Regions from separate parts of the Homo sapiens genome. Here region 2 is linked to region 1. A link is a loop called in an ENCODE intact Hi-C map of the cell type or tissue named here. Cell type or tissue: mammary epithelial cell. All regions are shown on one strand. Links, peaks and the distances in the headings refer to the core of each region. The heading gives the core; the rest is flanking DNA.

Region 1 (9,593 bases), core at 4,906-7,405:
TGGCTCAGAGCCAGGCGTGGTAGCTCGCACCAGTAGCTGAGGACGGAGGATCAGTTGTGAGATCAAGGCTGCAGTGAGCTATGATTGTGCCACTGCATTCCAGCCTGGGTGACAGAGTGAAACCCCTCCACCCCAGTCTCTGGAAAAAAAAAAAAAAAAAGAAGCCATTGGCTTGGGGTTGAAGTGGGGGCACAAGAAGGTCTTGACTCCGCACCTGGGAGCTTTTTGGGGTGAAGCTGATCAGGACTGGGGTGCCATGACTGGAAGGGGAGATTTGTGTCCATGTACCCCTAGGGGCCCATGCATGGGAATGCTCATGTTTTCAGCTGTGCCAATGGGCTTGGATCTTGGTGTCTGTGCAAGTATACCCTTGGGGGACCACTCTACATCTGGGCCAGCTTGGAATTCAGGAGCAGCAACATCCTTCTCCAGCTGGGGTCAGGAGGAAGGTTGTGGGTTCCTGTGCCTCCCCTGCTATGGTCGGGTGGGTTGGTGGGGGACCAGGGTTCGTGATGGACGTGCCCCCTCCTAGCCCAGGGTTTCAACCCCACCAGGCTTCCCCCATGCTGACTGGCCTGTGGCCATGGCTCCCCCAGCCCATTTCCAAGCTTTGCCTCTGGGGCAGGGTGTAAAGACTCTGAAGTGGCAGAGGAGCAGGAGGGTGGCCCAATCTTGGGGAGCAGCCAGCTGCCTGCCCACTGTCCATGGGCTCCTCTCTCAGGCTAAATGCTTCCCGGGGCCTGGGCTGCAGACAGGCAGGCCATGTGACAATGGAGAAGACCGAGGCCCAGAAAGGGGAGGCAGCTTACCCTGGGCCCCAGGGGCCCGTGGAATCCTGGACAGTTCTTTCTTTTTTTTTTTGAGACAGAGTTTCACTCTTGTTGCCCAGGCTGGAGTGTAATAGCGTGATCTCGGCTCAATGCAGTCTCCTCCTCCCGGGTTCAAGCAATTCTTCTGCCTCAGCCTCCCAAGTAGCTGGGATTACAGACATGTGCCACTGCGCCTGCCTAATTTTGTATTTTTAGTAGGGACGGGGGTCTCTCCATGTTGGTCAGGCTGGTCTTGAACTCCCAACCTCAGGTGATCCGCCTGCCTCGGCCTCCCAAAGTGCTGGGATTACAGGCGTGAGCCACTGCGCCCAGCCTGGACAGCTCTTTAAGCCTAAACTGCCTGTTACAGGGACAGAGAGAACTACCCCCGCCCCCAGCTCCAAACTCTGGTTCATCTCTGGGCTCCTCCCAGGCCTGGGTACTTGGTCTTCTACAAATGATAAAAGAGCTGGATGCAGCTTCCTGGCTGAGCAAACACTGTTTTCCCACTCCCAGACATTAGTCTTCTGAGTGTCCCTTGTCGTCTGTCCCCCTACCCCATCCCTGCAGTCCAACTCCTCTCCATTGCTGTGGGCCCTGTCACTGCCTCTTCCTACCCCTCCCCTCTAGGAAGCCTGCCCCGAGCCTCCAGGCCCAAGTGTTTTCTCCCTAACCCTAACCCTAAGCCTTGCTCCCAGGGACTTCCTGACCCTTCTGCTTCCTATCATGGTGACTCACAAGCATTGCTCATCTTCCCAGCCCTCCGGAGCCTGGCCACATTGTCTCTGGGGGCTGAAAGAAGGAAGCTCTAGCTTTCTCTCAGATAACAAGGTTTGAGACAAGTAAAATGGCCCCAAATTTCACTCCCTTAGCTCTGCTGAAACCTGGATTCATGGAGGTAGCGCATCCCTTGATTTTCTTTATGATCCCCAGCCAGGTGTAGGTAGAGGTAAATCTGCACACAGATCCCTCCATGGTGCTACATATGCATGCATGAATGCCATCTGTGGTCCCCCAAGGGTACACATACACAGACACCAAGATCCAAGGCCATTGGCACCGCTGAACACGTGAGCATACTCATGCATGGGTTCCTAGGGATACATGTACACACATGCCCAGACCCAGGTCCTTGGACACACTTGAAGCCATGCGCACACACATGCATGGACCTCCAGAGTTACACATGCACACATACACACATGCACATGCACACACACACGCGCACACACACACACACACACACACACACACGGGCACCCTGAGGTACCTGTACACAGACACCGAGGCCTGGGTCCATGGGCACACCTGATCACATCCACACACCCATGCACGTTCACACAGGTTATATGTTCACAAATACCCAGACTGAGGCCCACGGACAAATATGCACCTGCAGTACACACTCACACCTTTATGGGCATCCAGGGGGTATATGTACACAGACAGCCAGACCTGAGCCCATAGGCACACTTGCACTTTTGCACACACACATGCATGGTGCCCAGAGGTACATGTGTACAGACACCACAATCTAGGTTCCTGGGCACTTGTGCATCTGTGCACACACACACGTGGGAAATCCCTGCAGCCATGCATACAGCATGCCCACGTACATGTGCACAGACATCTACGCCCAGGCCCTTGTGTACCTGTTCACTCACACTTGCACGGGGCGGGGGGGGCGGTGCCCAGGGGTATACATGCATAGATACTAGACTTACCAGCTTGGGCCAATGTGCTCCCCTTCACTTACGCACTCACACACAGCCATGCATGTGCACGCTGGCATACACATGTATATACACAGACACAAACACTCAGGCTAGCACCCACGGACATAGGGCTTTGCACATAGAATCTCATATATAAGTACACCCTCACACATATGCACAGTTGCTTTTCACAAACACCCCTGTCAGGGAACAGGTCCCCATGTGCCTGCTACACCCTAGCATCTCCATGAGAATTCACACTTGAACTTCTGTTGCCCATATGCACTTATAACCATACCTGCATTCAAAACAGCAAAGCATGAATGCACACACATGTGCCATGTATGCATGCATGCACAAAAGGACTAATGTGCACACACATGGGCATAAGCACACCACGCACTCCTGCATAACTTCACACGTACTGGTACGCACACACCTATGTGCGGGCATGCATACCAATTATCCCGAGGCTCTTCTCCACCAACCCTGCATAACTGGTGATGGCTCCCAGCTCTGGCATCGGGCAGAACTTTCTTGTGAGGTACGGGCTGTGACTCATAATTCACTCCAGCTTTCCTCAGCTCCTGTGTCATCTAGAGAGACTCAGAACACTTGCCCCTTCCCTTGGGCTGCCACCAAGCCTGAGATGACACCACACCTATTCTCCCGAACCAAGGCATCGAGCAACCTGGCATGAACCAGGTGTGGGTGGAGTGTTAGAGGAAGCCTTGGGGCAGTTCTGAAAGCTCCCCAAGCAATTATTAGTCATTTTGTTATGTGGCAGAGGATATTCCATGGACACCGCCCCCAGAACCTGCAGGAGTGCCACGGATTTCATTCCAGGCTTGCCCTGGGCCCCTCCTGCTGCTCCAGAGCCCCCTTCAGCTAGACGAGGAGGATGTGCTGAATTTTCCTTCCTTCACTTGAGCACTGGCTCCCCTCATACCTGGCCAACACGAGTCTCTTGAAATCAGCCTTGAAACTGAGAGCCAATTAGCTGCTCAGACTGCCTTAACAAAATACCTCAGACTGGGTGGCTTAAACCACAGACGTTTATTTTCTCACAGTTCTGGAGGCTGGAAGTTCAAGATCAAGGTGCCGGTAGGGTTGGTTTCTGGTGAGGCTTCTCTTTCTGGCTCGTAGACAGCCACCTTCTTTCTCTGTCCTCATGTGGCTTTTCCTTTGTGCGCCCACAGGGAGAGAGGGAGGGAGCTCAGGCATCTCTTCCCTCTCTAATGAGGACACCGGTTCTATCAGATTAGGACCCTGCCCTTATGGCCTCATTTAATCTTAATTACCCCCATCTCCAAATACAGTCACATTGAGGATTAAAGCTTCAACAAAGGAATTTGCTGAATTCACAATTCAGTTCACAGCAGACAACAAAGGGAGCACTACCTTGAGCAGTTGAGGGAGGCCCCGGCTCCCTCCTTTTCCTCAGGTGCATTCCTGAGATGTGTTTGTGCAGGAAGGAGAGGGGTAAGGACAGGCATGAGCACAGCCTCTCTTGCAGAAATAGAAATCTTTATTGCTTGCAAAGTACTGCACTTTTTTTGTTTTGTTTTGTTTTTTGTTTTTTCTTCAAAACAGGGTCTTGCTCTGTTGTCCAGGCTGGAGGGCAGCAGCATGATCTCAGCTCACTGCCGCCTCAATCTCCCAGGCTAAAACGATCCTCCCACCTCAGCCTCCCAAAGTGCTGGGATTACAGGCATGAGCCACCATGCCTGGCCAGTACTGCACATTTTCCAAAAGTTATAACTTAAATGTAAAGAGTTATAATTTACATACGATAAAGTTCACCCTTTTGGCATACAGTTCTCTGAGTTTTGACAAACAATAACAGTTGAGTAGCCGCCACCACAGCAGCCAGAGGGATCCTGTTGCAACCCAAGTCAGCCCGGGGCCCTCCTCTGCTCGGAGCCCTGCCATGGCTCTCATCTCTCTCAGAGAAAAAGCCAAAGTCCTCTCCGTGGCCCACGAGGCCCTCCGGGCCCTCCTTGACCTCACCGCCCGCCACTGGCTCCTTGTTCACTCTGCTCCTGCCCCACTGGCCTGTTCTTCAAATGTGCCAGGCACCTCAGGGCCATTGCCTCAGGGCCCTTGCCTTTCTTTCTTTTTTTTGAGACAGAGTCTTGGCCTATCACCCAGGCTGGAGTGCAGTGGCACAACCTCAGCTCACTGCAACCTCCGCCTCCCAGGTTCAAGTGATTCTCCTGCCTCAGCCTCCCAAGTAGCTGGGATTACAGGTATGTGCCACCACGCCTGGCTAATTTTTGTATTTTTAGTAGAGACGGGGTTTCACCATGTTGCCCAGGCTGGTCTCAAACCCCTGACCTCAGGTGATCCACCCACCTTGGCCTCCCAAAGTGTTGGGATTACAGGTGTGAGCCACCACATCCGGCCCTTCGCCTTTCCCTGGATCACTCTTCCTCTAGATACACCCTCCCAGCTCACACTGACAGGGAAGAGTGCACTCCCAGGTTTACACTGACTGCTATAGGGACCTTCCCAGGGTCACACAGCCTGGGGTGTGGATCCTCTTGGAATCACACAGGTGAGGGTGTAGACACTCATGATGTTACTAGATTTTGGAGTAAGAAATCCTGAGGTCATGCTGATTGTGGTGTAGCCACTTCTGGGGTCACACAGAGTAGGGTGTGGCCACTGCTGAAGCATCACAGACCGGGATGTGTTCTCTTAGGGTCATACAGATTGGTGTGTGGGCAACACTGGAGTCACGCAGACTGGAGTGACTTGGATCACCGAGTTTGGGGTGTGGACACTTAGGGTCACACAGTCTGGAAAAAGGACATGGCTAAGGATACATAAACTGGGAAGTCAGCACCACTGTGGTCAAGTGACTGTGATGTGGACACTCCTGGATTCCCATAGGTTCGTCTGGGGACACTCCTGTGGTTACACGACTTGTGAAGTAGACTCTGCTGGGGTCACACAGACCCAGCTGTGGATATGCTTCGTCTGTGTGACTGGGGGGTGAATGTCCCCTGAGTGACAAAGATTGGCGAAGGGACACCCTTGGGCTCCCAAGACTTGGTGTAGATCCTTCTAGACTCCCACTGACTGGGGGGAGGGACACTCCTGGAGTCACACAGACTTTGTTGTGGACACTGTTGGTGTCATACCCACTGGAGTATAGACACCTCTCAGGACATGCAGATAGGTGTGGACACTCCTGTGGTCACACAATTTGGTGTGAACATTCCTCTGGTCACACTGACTGGGGAATTGACTCCTGTGTGTTTACAGACACTGGGGTGTGAAGACTCCTATGGTCACACAGACAGGGCTGTGCCCTCCCCTGGGTCACCCAGACTGGAATGTGGACCCACCAGTAGTCACTGGCACTGGAGTTTTACACTCCTGTGGTCACAATGACAGGGGAGTCGATAGTCTTCTGGTCGTACAGATGGGGGAGTGCACCTGCCTGAGGCCGTCAAGATGGGTATAGACACACTAATAGCCAGAGACTATGGGGTTTGGACAACACCAGGGTCACATATGCTGGGAACTGGACATTACTTGTGTCATAAAAACTTGGGTGGGGACACTCCTGAGGTGGCTGGACTGGGGCAAAACCACTCCCAGGACACCACAGACTGAGCTGTGGACTCCTCTGTGGTCACCGTTTGAGCTACACATTTATGGCACCACTAAGATGGCTATGGAAACTCCAAGCCATTGCCACTGCTGGACTCACAGAACCTGGCGTGAGGACACTCCTGAGGTCTCACAGGCTGTCGTGTGAACGCTGCTGAATTTGCACTGTAATGGGTGTGGCTACGCCTGTGGTCACACGGCCTTTTGTGTGGACACTTCCGCCATACATTCTTGGGCTGTGCATATTCACAGATTGGGGTGTGGGCATTCCTGTGGTCACACTGACTTCGGTGAGAAGACTCCTGGGTTAAGTCACCATGGTGTGGACACTCCTAGACTGACACAAACTGGGGTCTGGACATTCCTGGAGTCACACAGACTGGGGTGTGGTTATTTTCGTGGTCAGAGACCGGAGTGTAGACATGCCTATGAACACACGCTCCAGAATTTAAACACCATTTCTGACTGGAGATTGGACAATGGTTTTCCCAGACTTGAGTGTGCATACTCCTGGGGTCACACATGGTAACTGGGGTGAGTCACAGTCAGGTGTGGAAACAGCTGGGGTCGCAGACTGGTATGTGGATACTCCTGAGGTCACTGGACTGTGGCGTGGATAGTCCTTGGATCACAGAGTACGTGAATTTCTAAGGACACAGGATTAAGCTGTAGAAAACAGTTCTGTTCGTGTAGCTGGGGAGTTTCTGTCAGCTCCTGTTCATTAAGTTATAGAAATTTAGGACTGCAGTCCAGGTAGACTTTCTGACATTGCTTTTTTTTTTTGAGACAGAGTCTCACTCTGTCGTCCAGGCTGGAGTGCAGTGGCGCGACCTCGGCTCACTGTAACCTTCATCTCCCGGGTTCAGGTGATTCTCCTGCCTCAGTCTCCTGAGTAGCTGGGATTACAGGCATGTGCCACCGCACCCAGCTAATTTTTGTATTTTTGGTAGAGACGGGTTTCACTATGTTGGCCAGACTGGTCTCAAACTCCTGACCTCAAGTGATCCGCTTGCCTCAGCCTCCCAAAGTGCTGGGATTACAGGCGTGAGCCACCACGCCTGGCCCTGACGTTTCTTTAAGACAGGTTTTTAACCTAAAAAATTTGTTCTGAAGTCTGGGTGCGGTGGTTCACGCATGTAATCCCAGCACTTTGGGAGGCCGAGGTGGGTGGATCACCTGAGGTCAGGAGTTCGAGACCAGCCTGGACAAAATGGTGAAACCCCGTCTCTACTAAAAATACGAAAATTAGCCGGGTGTGGTGGCGGGTGCCTGTAATCCCAGTTACTCGGGAGGCTGAGGCAGGAGAATCGCTTGAACCCAGGAGGCAGAGGTTGCAGTGAGCCAAGATCACACCACTGCACTCCAGCCTGGGTGACAGAGCGAAATTCTGTCTCAAAATAAATAAATAAATTTGTTCTGCAGAACCCTTTGGCATCTGGTTAAATCTGTGAACCCCTTCACAGAATATTTTTAAAAGTATATACATACACATACACACACACACAATTACAATGGAAGCCAATTACATTGAATTACAATTATTACTATATATTAAATTGAAACAAAATTGAGATGCAGTAATATATGGGCTTTTTAATTAATACATCAACTTACAGGATCTGCTATCATTCCAAGAGGTGACAAATATGAACAATACTTCAAGATGCCCTTTTTATGTTACATTACAGTTGCTGTAACTGGTTTGTATTGGTGGGAAAATCCCAGGTACTGCTTTTACTACTGTGATTTGTTGCCAGCATTTATAACTTGGGAGTAAGGCTAAATTTCAGTTTCATTGCTGAAAATAAAGATGTAACATTTTCTTCCATCAAGTTCATGGTTACCCCTGGCTTCTATCCAGGTTAAGAATCCCTGCCTTTAGGGAAAATTCTGGACATAATCAGGACACTCCTGAAGAGGTTTAAAGAAGAGGTAAGACCTCACTCAAGAATTCCCACTGCAGTACAGACAGACTTTCATGGTTTCTTTCCTTGTTGTCTTCAGGGTTGTTGCAGATCCCTCCTCAGGGCTTGTTTGTCCAGGCCTCGTTGATGAGATGATATTTTGAAAACAAGTTCATCAACAAGTTCCGGTTTTCCTGACATTGAGCAGTTTCTGAGTTGTATCAGTTTGCCAGCTAACCAAAAGTCAAAGAAAGTTTTTTTGTTTTGTTTTGTTTTTTTAGAGACAGGGTCTTGCTCTGTCACCCAGGCTGGAGTGCAGTGGAGCTCCATCATAGCTCACGACAACCTTAACCTCCCAAGCTCAAGTGATCCTCCCACCTCAGCCTCCCAAGTAGCTGGGATTACAGGCAGGAATGTGCCACCACACCTAGCTAACTCTGCTGCTAACATTTTTGTGACATTTCCTCCTTTTATGGTGAACCATGACATATAGAAAATGCATAAAACCTATATATGTTCAGTTTAATGAATAACTACAAGGTGTTATTTGGTGTAATTGCAGGATGTTCACTGTCATTGTTGTACAGTTCTCCACGGTGAATGTACCACGATTTAATGGGCATATACTATAGATAGTGCTGCTAGCAACACTCTAGGACTCATTTCCTTTTTTTTGAGATGGAGTCTGACTCTGTCACCCAGGCTGGAGTGCAGTGGCACGATCTCAGCTCACTGCAACCTCCACCTCCCAGGTTCAAGTGATTCTCCTGCCTCAGCCTCCTGAGTAGCTGGGATTACAGGTGCCCGCCACCATGCCCGGTTAATTTTTGTATTTTTAGTAGAGATGGGGTTTTGCCATGTTGGTCAGGCTGGTCTTGAACTCCTGACCTCAGGTGATCCACCCACCTCGGCCTCCCAAAGTGCTGGGATTACAGGCGTTGAGCCACGGCACCCGGCCTCTAGGACTCATTTCTTAGGAGTGGAACTGGCACACATGCAGCTTTAGTAGGTAATGCCTAAGTTTCCACAGTGGCTGCACCATTTTACCTTCCCAGTAGCATGTACGAGGCTTTCAATTGCTGCATATCCTTTCAAATACTTAGTGTTGTTGATATTTTGAGTTTTCACTTGTATTTTCCTGATGAGCAGCTTTTCATGTGCTTACTGGCCACTCTCATGTTTTTCCTTATTGATTTACAGGACCCTTTAAATATTAAAAACTGTAAATCTCTTTCACACAATGATTTGCTGTTTCAATTTTTTCTTAAGGTGGCTTCTTGTGGCCAGGTGTGGTGGCTCAGGCCTGTAATCCCAGCACTTTGGGAGGCCTGAGGCAGGCAGATTTTGTGAGGTCAGGAGTTTGAGACCAGCCTGGCCAACATGGTGAAACCCCGTCTCTACTAAAAATACAAAAATTAGCCGGGTGAGGTGGGAGCACACGTCTGTAATCCCAGCTACTCAGGAGGCTGAGGCAGGAGAATCTCTTGAACCCGGGAGGCGGAGGTTGGAGTGAGCTGAGATAGTGCCACTGCACTCCACCCAGC
Region 2 (9,593 bases), core at 4,682-7,181, 400 kb after region 1:
ACCATGTTGGCCAGGCTGGTCTCAAACTCCTGAGCTCCAGTGATCCACCTGCCTCAGCCTCCCAAAATGCTGGGATTACAGGTGTGAGCCACTGTGCCCGGCCCCAACAGATGTTTTTCTGTAAGCCAACAGCATACTCTTGGGCCCATTGTAGGAAAAGGTTTGCTTCCTAGGTGGCAGCTAGTGATAGTATTGACAGAACATGACAACTAAGGATGAAAGGAAACAAACTTAGTGGGTATTTGCAAGGAAATTTATTTTCCATCTGTCAGAATACACCAGTCCATTCATTTAGAGTAGTTAGTATAGAGTCAGCTCTTGGCTTTTGTAAAGGGAAAGGGGCCATATACCAACCATGTTGCCCAAGGATGAAGTGTCAGCAGCCGTGGTCAAAGTAATTTGATTGAGAGTACACCATATTAGAGAGCTCACCACCATGCCATGGGGTATATATGCTTCCCCTGACCATTTATAATGAGTGATCGGGGACCAGTATTCAATAAGATCAATGCGAACCACTCTAACTGTTGAGGATATTCCCCCATCTCTGGCAGGAAATAGCCGATCCAGCCTGGGTGTATTTGCCATTCTGAGCCCCAGTGCAGTGTCCCCTCCTCTGGTAGAATGTCTGTCACTGTCTTCATGCAGAAAATATGGTGGGTGTCAACTAGGTCTGAAAGTAAAGCAGTCCTCTCAGTTACCCGTATGTGAAAAATAGTAGGCTTGGGGAATGGTGGTCCCAACCTATCACATGGGGCAGGCACCTCATCCCTTTGGCTGAAGTTAAAGAAATAAGGGCTTCAGATCACACATTCATCCACCTTTGCAAGGTAGGTTTCTCCAGGAAAGTTTGAATTTGTGCTTCTTTTTTTAAAAAAAACTTTTATTTTAGGTTCAGGGGTACATGTGCAGGTTCCTTATATAGGTAAATTGCATGTCACAGGGGTTTGGCGTACAGATTATTTCATCACCCAGGCAATAAGCTTAGTATCCTATAGGTAGTGTTTCGATCCTCCCTCCCTCCACTCTCAAGTAGGCCCTGGTGTCTCTTGTTCCCTTCTTTGTGTCCATGTGTACTCAATGTTTTGCTCCCATTTACAAGTGAGAACGTGCAGTATTTGGTTTTTTGTTCCTGTGTTAGTTCGCTTATAATACTGTTTCCCCTAACCATTTATAGCGGGTGATCATGGGTCCAGTATTCAATAGGAGCAATGGGAACCACTCTAACTGTTGAGGATATTCCCCCATCTATGGCAAGAAATAGCCTATCCAGCCTGGGGGTATTTGCCATTCTAAGCCCCAGTGCAGTGTCCTCTCCCCTGACAGTATATCTGTCAGTGTTGTTATGCACAAAATATGCTGGTTGTCAATCAGGTCTGGGAGCAAAGCGGTCTTCTCAGTTACCCATATGCAAATAGTGGTAGGCTTGGGGTACGGTGGTCCCAACAAGTCATATGGAGCAAGCATCCTGCTTTGGCTGAAGTTAAATACATAAGCCCTGCAGATCACACATTCATCCACTCTAGCAAGGTAGGTGATAGGTGATATGGTTTGGATCTGTATCTCCACCAAATCTCATGTCAAATTGTAATCCCCAATGTTGGAGGTGGGGCCTGGTGGGAGGTGATTGGATCAAGGGGGTGGATTACTCATGAATGGTTTAGCACCACCCCCTTCGTACTATCCTCACAATAGTGCGTGAGTTCTTGTGAGATCAGGTTGTTTAAAAGTGTGTAGCACTTCCTCTCTGACTCTCTTTTGCTCCTGCTCCTGCCATGTGAGATGCTTGTTCCCCCTTTGCCTTCCACCATGATCAGAAGCTTTCAGAGGCCTCTCCCAAAGCAGAAGCTGCTGTGCTTCCTGCATAGCCTGTATAACGGTGAGCCAATTAATCCTCTTTTCCAGTTACCCAGTCTCAGGTATTTCTTTGTAGCAATGTGAGAACGGATTAATACTGTAGGTTTCCCTAGGAAACTTTTTTTTTTTTGAGACAGAGTCTCGCTCTGTTGCCCAGGCTGGAGTGCAGTGGTATGCTCTTGGCTCACTGCAACCTCTGCCTCCCAGGTTCAAATAATTCTCTTGCCTCAGCCTCCAGAGTAGCTGGGATTACAGGTGTGTGCTACCACGGCCAGCTAATTTTTGTATTTTTTTTTTTTTAAATAGAGATGGGGTTTCGCCATGTTGGCCAGGCTAGTCTCGAACTCCTGACCTCAATCGATCCTCCCACCTCAGCCTCCCAAAGTGCTGGGATTACAAGTGTGAGCCACCATGCTCAGCCTCCCCAGGAAACTGAATTTGTGCTTTCAGAAGACCAGTTTTCTTTTTAGTGAACCCTGCTGTTTGGAGGTTACATGGGAGATGAAAATGCCATGATCTGTTGTGTTCCGTGGCCCAGTCCTGCACATCATGTCCAGCAAAATGGGTCTTTTGGTTACTGTCAATGTGTCAAAGATATCCATACATAGTACTGAGAGCCTCTAAACCTTTAATAGTACTGGCTTGATTAGCTCACTTACAAGGACAAACTTACAGCAGTTCAGTAGCAGTATCTACACAGGCCAATACATACTTTTTGTCTTGACTTACAAAAAGAAGCCCTATATAATTCATTTGCTGATCTGTTATAGGGTAGACAGCCCTATGAGTGTGTCCTGCATGGTATGGTATATAGTGTGGATGGAATCAAGAATGTGGTATACATTTGTATTAGTCCGTTTCTACACTGCTATAAAGAACTACCTAAGACTGCGTAACGTGTAAAGGAAAGAAGCTTAATTGACTCACAGCTCCATGTGGCTGGGGAGGCCTCAGCAAACTTACAATCATGGCAGAAGGCAAAGGGGAAGCAAGGACCTTCTTCACATGGTGGCAGGAGAGAAAGAGAGCAAGGAGGGAACTGCCAAACACCTTTAAACCATCAGATCTCATGAGAACTCACTCACTATCATGAGAACAGCATAGGGGAACCGCCCCCATGATCCAGCCACCTCCCCTGACATGTGTGAATTACAATTCAACATGAGATTTGGGTGCAGACACAGAGCCAAACCATATCAACATTTTTAACAGCTATTGGGAGGTCAGTATATTTTAAGGGCAATCCTGCCTTCTTGGCTATCTCCAAGCCTACTCTTGCACTTCTATGACTACTACTTTTGTTATGTACACAGGTCTCTATTTATTGGCCTGGGACAGAGCACAATGCTTCTAATTGTTCTTAGGGTGTCAGCTTCTATACTTCCTGGAACTGAGTCCTATTGTGTACCACTACATGAAATACCAACTATTTCATCAGCTGCAAGGTGTTGCAGCTTCTCTATGTGTCTTGCCACATGTTCATGCCTTATATGGGTTTGTGCATAAACACCCATTTTTCTTGTTGCCACTGGGCTAGCCACATAATTAGGCCTTTGAATGTAGCCCAGCTATCAGCACAAAGAGCCAGGGGCCAGGGCTTATGTGTGATTATTAACCAAGCAGCTTGCAACTCAGCCCACTGTCTACTGTGATGGGTACTTATATCAAGCCAGATTGTATCAGTTTGTGGTCATATAGCAACAGCGGTCCAAGTACAGGGGTTTCCCTTGCTGGAGCCATCTGTATACCAAGCATGATCAGGGATGCATAACACTCCTTTGCTTATCGAGTCACACACTGGGGTAGGAAGGGGCAAAGGGATGTCCTTTGGTTGCTCACATATAACAAGGCCTAACACAGCATGCAATTCTCGGCTTAAGGGATTGGTTACCAGGACACTTCATTGTTGCAAACAGGCATGCCATTTATTCAAGATAGGTGTTTGGGATTTAAACGGAGGTGGGTGATTTAAATAATCCTTCTATACATCCCTTGATTGGTAGACCAGTTCTCACAGTCATGGGAAGGGTCTTTGCTAATTATTCCACCTTCTGTAAAGCATACACTGCTAGCACTTGTTCAATGGGAGAGTACTGATAGGGACAGGAGGCAGATAAATTCTAGGCAGAAGAAGTGGAGTCCCTGACGAGGGCCCCACCTTCAAGCTTGGAACCGCAGCCCAAAGTGAGAACTTCACATCCCCGTTTTCCTGATCGAATGTTGCCTTTTCCAAAACCACCCCTGGCCCGCCATGCTCTCCATCCTGTACATATAAAAACCCCAGGCTCCACTGGCAGAGAGCAGAGAAGGGGAGAAGAAAAGAAGCAGCTGAACATTGGAGAGGTGCAGTTTGACTTCAGAGGGATGGCTTGATGGCAGAACTTTGGAGAACAGTCTGGCTGAAGATGGCCAGACTTCAGGGGAAGAATACTCTCCTGCTCCTTCCTCTTTCCAGCTCCCTTTCCTGCTGAGAGCCACTTCCATCGGCAATAAAATCCCCTGCATTTGTTATCCTTCAATTCGTTCGTGCAATCTGATTTTTCCTGGATGCTGGACAAGAGCTCGGAATACAAAAAGGCTGTCACACTGACCCTTTGCCCTCACGAAAAGGCAGAAGGTTCACTGAGCTGTTAAACACTTACTTAAGCCATCCTCGGGCAGTAAAGCTAAAAGAGCTCACTGTAATGCATGCCCTGGGGTTTTGGGGGCCCACGGGAGTTTTATCCTCCTTAGATGCTGCCTTGGGGCACGCACAGAGTTTTGCTCCTGCCAGCACCCTAAAGCACTTTCCCTGGCTCTTACACGAGCTCACCTGCATGCTTCCCATCCCACAAGGGGTTGAGAGCTGTGGGCTGAGTAAGCAAGGCACCCCTGTCATGAGGCCTGTGAAGGGGTCAGGGAAAATTTCCTTTCAGTATCTGGCTTCGCTCCTTTCCGTAATTGTGACCAAAATCTTAAAGGGATTGATTTACCATACCGTGGTTGCCATAAGGCCCAACTCCTGCCCACAGGAGTAGCAGTAACATCCAAAGTCATCTCTACTCCCTCTAAAGGGGTGCCTGAGGCTTGCACCTGCTATACTAGCACTTTAGCCTGTTCAAAGCTCCCTGCTGTGACGTGTCTCAGTCTCAATGTTTCCTTTCTCTAATAAGTCCATATAGTGGCCTCAAACATTGGGCTAAGGGTGGGACAAATGCTCTCTAATATCCTAAAAGACCCACAGATGTTTGGATTTCTCTTTTGTTTTCAGAGTTGGATATTACTGGATTTTGTCCATTAATGTACCCAATATAAAAGGAATCTTACTCCACCATGTAACCCCTAAAACTTCACTGCAGGCCCTGGGCCCTAGATCTTCTGAAGGGTTGATTTCCCACCCTTGTTCCAGAAGATGATTGCACAATGCCCTCAGACTTTCATAATACACATGAACATCTCAGAGGTTAACGCCATATTATAAATATAAGAAGACTAAAAAAGAGAAGTCAGGAGTGAGAGCAAAGACAAGTCTCTAGCTATCATTGGGTGACGAATTGTAGGAGTGTGAAATAGCCCTAGGGCAGCACTTGAAAGGTCCACTGGAAACCTTGCCAGGTAAAAGCAATTGGTTTTGTGATTATTTGGACAGTAGAATGCAGAAAAAGGTATTAGCCAAACCTAAGACAGCATGATGTGTACCCAGGACAGACACGATGTGGTTGACTACCTGAGTAATTTAAGAAACTGCAGCTTGTATGGCCAGGGTTACCTTGTTCAATTTCTGGTAACCCGCAGTCATCAGCCAGGCCTGGTCAGGTTTGCATGCAGGCCAGATGGAACTGATAATCTTGCTTTGAGTTGGCCGGATAATATGTACCTTTTAAGTTCCTCAATAGCTGCACTTATTACAGTATGCCCCTCAGGCAATTTGTATTGTTTAACGTTGACAACCTACCTGGGGCTAGAGAATTGTACGGGTTTCCATTTTGACCTCTCCTGAGAATACCTGTACTATACCCACCTTTAATCTGAATTCTTCCACTGAAGTTTACAGTCTTTCCTAACAGAATATCCATGCCTAAAATATTTTATGGAATAGAGGAAATAAGCACCATATATGGGGCAGAGGACACTTTCCCCAAACCGAGATGTATTAAAGTCCTTTTTACCGGGATCATTTGTCCCCCATAACCCTCAATGGCAGACCATTGACCAAAGGGTCTTTCTGAATGTGTCCATGGATTAAAGTACATTCTGTCCCTAGTAAGGCAATAGTCTTAATTCTCAGGACCAGTAAGTGATGAGCTCAATATGGGGCCTCTGGTCGCCCTCTATTGTTCAAACATGGGATTAACCTCGGCCCTAGTAATTTCGGAGCCCGGATGGGATCCACCCTGATAGGCTGGGGCATTACAAGAAGGGGTCTAGTCTTCCTCTTCTGCAGGAGGGGCAGAAAGGAAGCAACGAAATTGCTGTTTAGGCGGTAGTTCCCTCTATGTGACTGCTAATACAGCGTTAGGTTGTTTGTCTATTTTTTATTGGGGTGTTTCTGCTCCCAATAAATCATGCCACATTTACTTACATGTGCCTCTTATCTATCCCTTTCCCTTTTTTTCCTCCTTCTTTCTGTGGGATTTTCTTTTTCCCTTTTGCTAACCCTCGTCAGGTTCCCAAGCTTACCCTGTCCCTGGTTTGCTCAGTTTTTTCCAAATTTGCAATGCCTTGTCCCACATCATATACATCTTGTTCCACTCCAGGCCTCAACAAAGACAGAAAAGGGCCCTGCCATTCTCTTCATGCATGCTGTAGCAATTTATTTTTCACCCTGGCAGTAAAAACTGCTATATCAGTTCCTGTGAAAACCCAGGTATAGATGGCTTGCCTCATTCCTAATTCCCAGAGAAGCCCCAGGGCCTCTTTGATTGACCACCAGCAGGTTGTCCCTCCTGGTAAATCTTTCTCATTAGGCCAAGCCTCTCTCATAGCTAGAATAATCCATTCCATAAGGCTATTCTTCCTGGGTTATGAAGGTATTGCTGCAGGACCAGGTGGGTGATGATATTAATCATTTTTCTCTGCTTGATTCCCAGCTAAAGAAAAACCCTGTGTCCCACAATTGGACCATCTAAGAGGTCAGTGGTTCCTTAGGTGGTTGTTTAAACGTCTTTGCAATCTTTAGGAGTTCTGTAGCAGTGAGATAGTGATAGTGAGAGTGATATACACTGATTGTGAGATTCTCCTGGATCAGCCAACTCCAATTTTGCTGGAGTTGTTCAGCTTTCACTTTCCTGTGCACGAGGGGCGAGCTTGCCAAAGATCTTCATTCCCCTCTTCAGCTATGACTTCTATGTCATCGAAATATTCCTCTCCACAACATTCCCAGGGTTTCCAAATTTTCACATCCCAATCGGGCTTAGTTATGACAGCTTTAATTTCTGGTCATTTCCATTTCATTCCCCCTAGGCGGACCAATCTATCTACATGCTAAGGTTTCAATTTTTGTTCTCTTGGTCGTCAATTTTCTTCATTATGTTGGATGCAAGGAGAAAAGTCAAAAGTCACGTGTCTTTTTCTTGTTGCAATTCCTTCCCTAGCCATTTAATTTTCATCTCTGCTGCTAGCTGGGCCTCCAATGCCAAATGAACAGCCCAGAGAAGTGGCCAGCCCACTGGATAGGTTATCCACCACCCTTCCCTATCGCAGTGCACTATATGGCTTTCAGTTAATAACTCCTTTTGAGTTTTCGGGATGTCCCATTACTCATGCGGAGGTCCACAAGCATCTAACAGAGGTGTCACACCACCCCACATAGATGTTGCTGGCCACCCTGGAGTTTCACGCACAGATGCTTCATTCCCCTTACCCATTTCTTTTTTTTTTTTTCATATCAGATGAATAATGTGCTGATGTCATAACAAGGTTTGAGAAAGGCACATCTCACATAAGCACATGAACACCCAATCATCATGCTTAGGAACTACAAAAGGATCAATTTCTTAGTTCTTCAGCTCCTGCCTGGCTCAGCAAATGTTCCACAGTAGCTGGTATACGCAAACCCACCCCTAAAGGCCAAGGGAACTGAAAGGCAGAAGAATAAGGCTGACAAACCCAGTTCTCAGAAAGGAATATTTAATAGGGACTTAGGAATGCAGGCCATCTCAGGGAGCTCTAAGAGGGTGGAACCCCGCACCCGCCCATCAGAAAGTATTCTTTCTATAGCATGCTTTTAGAGTAAAGACACGTCCAGCCAGTCTGGTCTTAGACTTGCTTGCCAAAACTCTGGAAAACTGGGGAGGCCGGGCACAGTGGCTCACACCTGTAATCCCAACACTGGGAGGCCGAGGCGAGCAAATCACTTGAGGTCAAGAGTTTGAGACCAGCCTGGCCAACATGGTGAAACCCTGTCTCTACTAAAAATGTAAAAATTAGCCAGGTGTGGGTGGCAGGCACCTGTAATCCCAGCTACTCTGGAGGCTGAGGCAGGAGAATTGCTTGAACCCGAGAGGCAGAGGTTGCAGTGAGCCAGGATCGCACCACTGCACTCCAGCCTGGGTGACAGAGCGAGACTCTGGAAGAGAAAGAAAGAGAGAAAGAAAGAAAGAAAGAAAGAAAGAAAGAAAGAAAGAAAGAAAGAAAGAAAGAAAGAAAGAAAGAAAGAAAGGAAGGAAGGAAGGAAGGAAGGAAGGAAGGAAGGAAGGAAGGAAGGAAGGAAGGAGAAAGAAAGAAAGAAAGAGAGAGAAAGAGAGAAAGAGAGAGAGAAAGGAAAGAAAAGAAAAAAAAGAAAAGAAAAGAGAAAGAAAACTGGGCAGGTTAAATAAGCTTATTATTAAGGTTATCTATACTGCAGGAACTGTTTAAAAACCTTGCTGCAGAACACTTCGGTATGCAGGAGTCAAACGTTGATCATGATGGTGGATTTGCTTCAAGATAGCACCGTTTTTGCCATAAACTGGCTGTTTTCTTGCAGGTATATGGAACACACTTTAACTTTTTAAACCCTAAATTAAATAAAATAGTGAAACTCCTCAATTTCTGGGTGATCCCACAACCATGCGCTCAGGTGAATTCCCCCACCCTCTTCAATACATTACACCCAGGAAATCTAAGAAGCACGGTCAGGCCTTTGGATACATTTACTGCAGAAGGGAACCGGAGCATGGAATCATGGGAATCCACCTCCCAAGGCCCAACACTTTCATCCTGAGCTTGCGCATGAAACAATAATGAACGAGATTTTTACCTAAAGGGGATGGGTAGGAACATGGTGGAAAGGAGGGGATGGGAAGTAGGGATGAGCAGGGAGGAACACTTTTATTCTTTTGGTATAGTTTTGCCTCTTTTAAAAGCATAGTAGTGTTTCACATATTGCAAAAATAGATATAGAAAAGTGAGGAAGTAGGTGAAAAAATAAATACATTAAAATAAACTAGGCTTGGGGGGACCCAAAATGGAACATAAATAGAAACAAAGGAACCTAAGTATATTACAAATGAATAACATAACCACGCTAACGGGCATGAGGAAGAAAATAGCTAATCTGAGTAACTTTGGGAAACAGTTATTTTGACTGGATACTATAAGACAAAAATCAAAAATGACTGTATGCAAATATTGTACTTTTTTATTTTTATTTTTTAAATAGTGATGGGGTTTCCCTATGTTGCTCAGGCTAATCTTTAACTCTTGTGCTCAAGTGGTCCTCCCACCTCGGCCTCCCAAAGTGCTCGGATTACAGGCATGAGCCACCATGCCCAGCC

What was found. Peaks named below come from ENCODE experiments on the same cell type or tissue, not always from the same donor. Only the 100,000 strongest peaks of a DNase experiment are listed, where the experiment ranks them.
Region 2: it touches region 1 in a loop (8-fold over the local background); 40 of 110 quality-filtered maps call a loop at or near these places.

Annotation. Positions count from the first base shown.
Region 1 is chrX:48,484,425-48,494,017 of GRCh38, reverse strand. FTSJ1 (FtsJ RNA 2'-O-methyltransferase 1) reads right to left here. Exons shown (of 13, transcript NM_012280.4): 13 at 7,668-8,282. Among named protein-coding and RNA genes, the nearest start is that of FTSJ1, 13 kb to the right of the region's middle. RefSeq lists a silencer at 4,697-4,930. In mammary epithelial cell, for the core only: no CTCF peak of the experiment used is centred there; a DNase peak (open chromatin) is centred at 6,387; H3K27ac peaks cover 2,391 bases.
Region 2 is chrX:48,079,999-48,089,591 of GRCh38, reverse strand. LOC124905272 (small nucleolar RNA U13) reads right to left here and starts at 7,825; the gene lies at 7,722-7,825. In mammary epithelial cell, for the core only: a CTCF peak has its summit at 6,169 (motif pointing left); no DNase peak of the experiment used is centred there.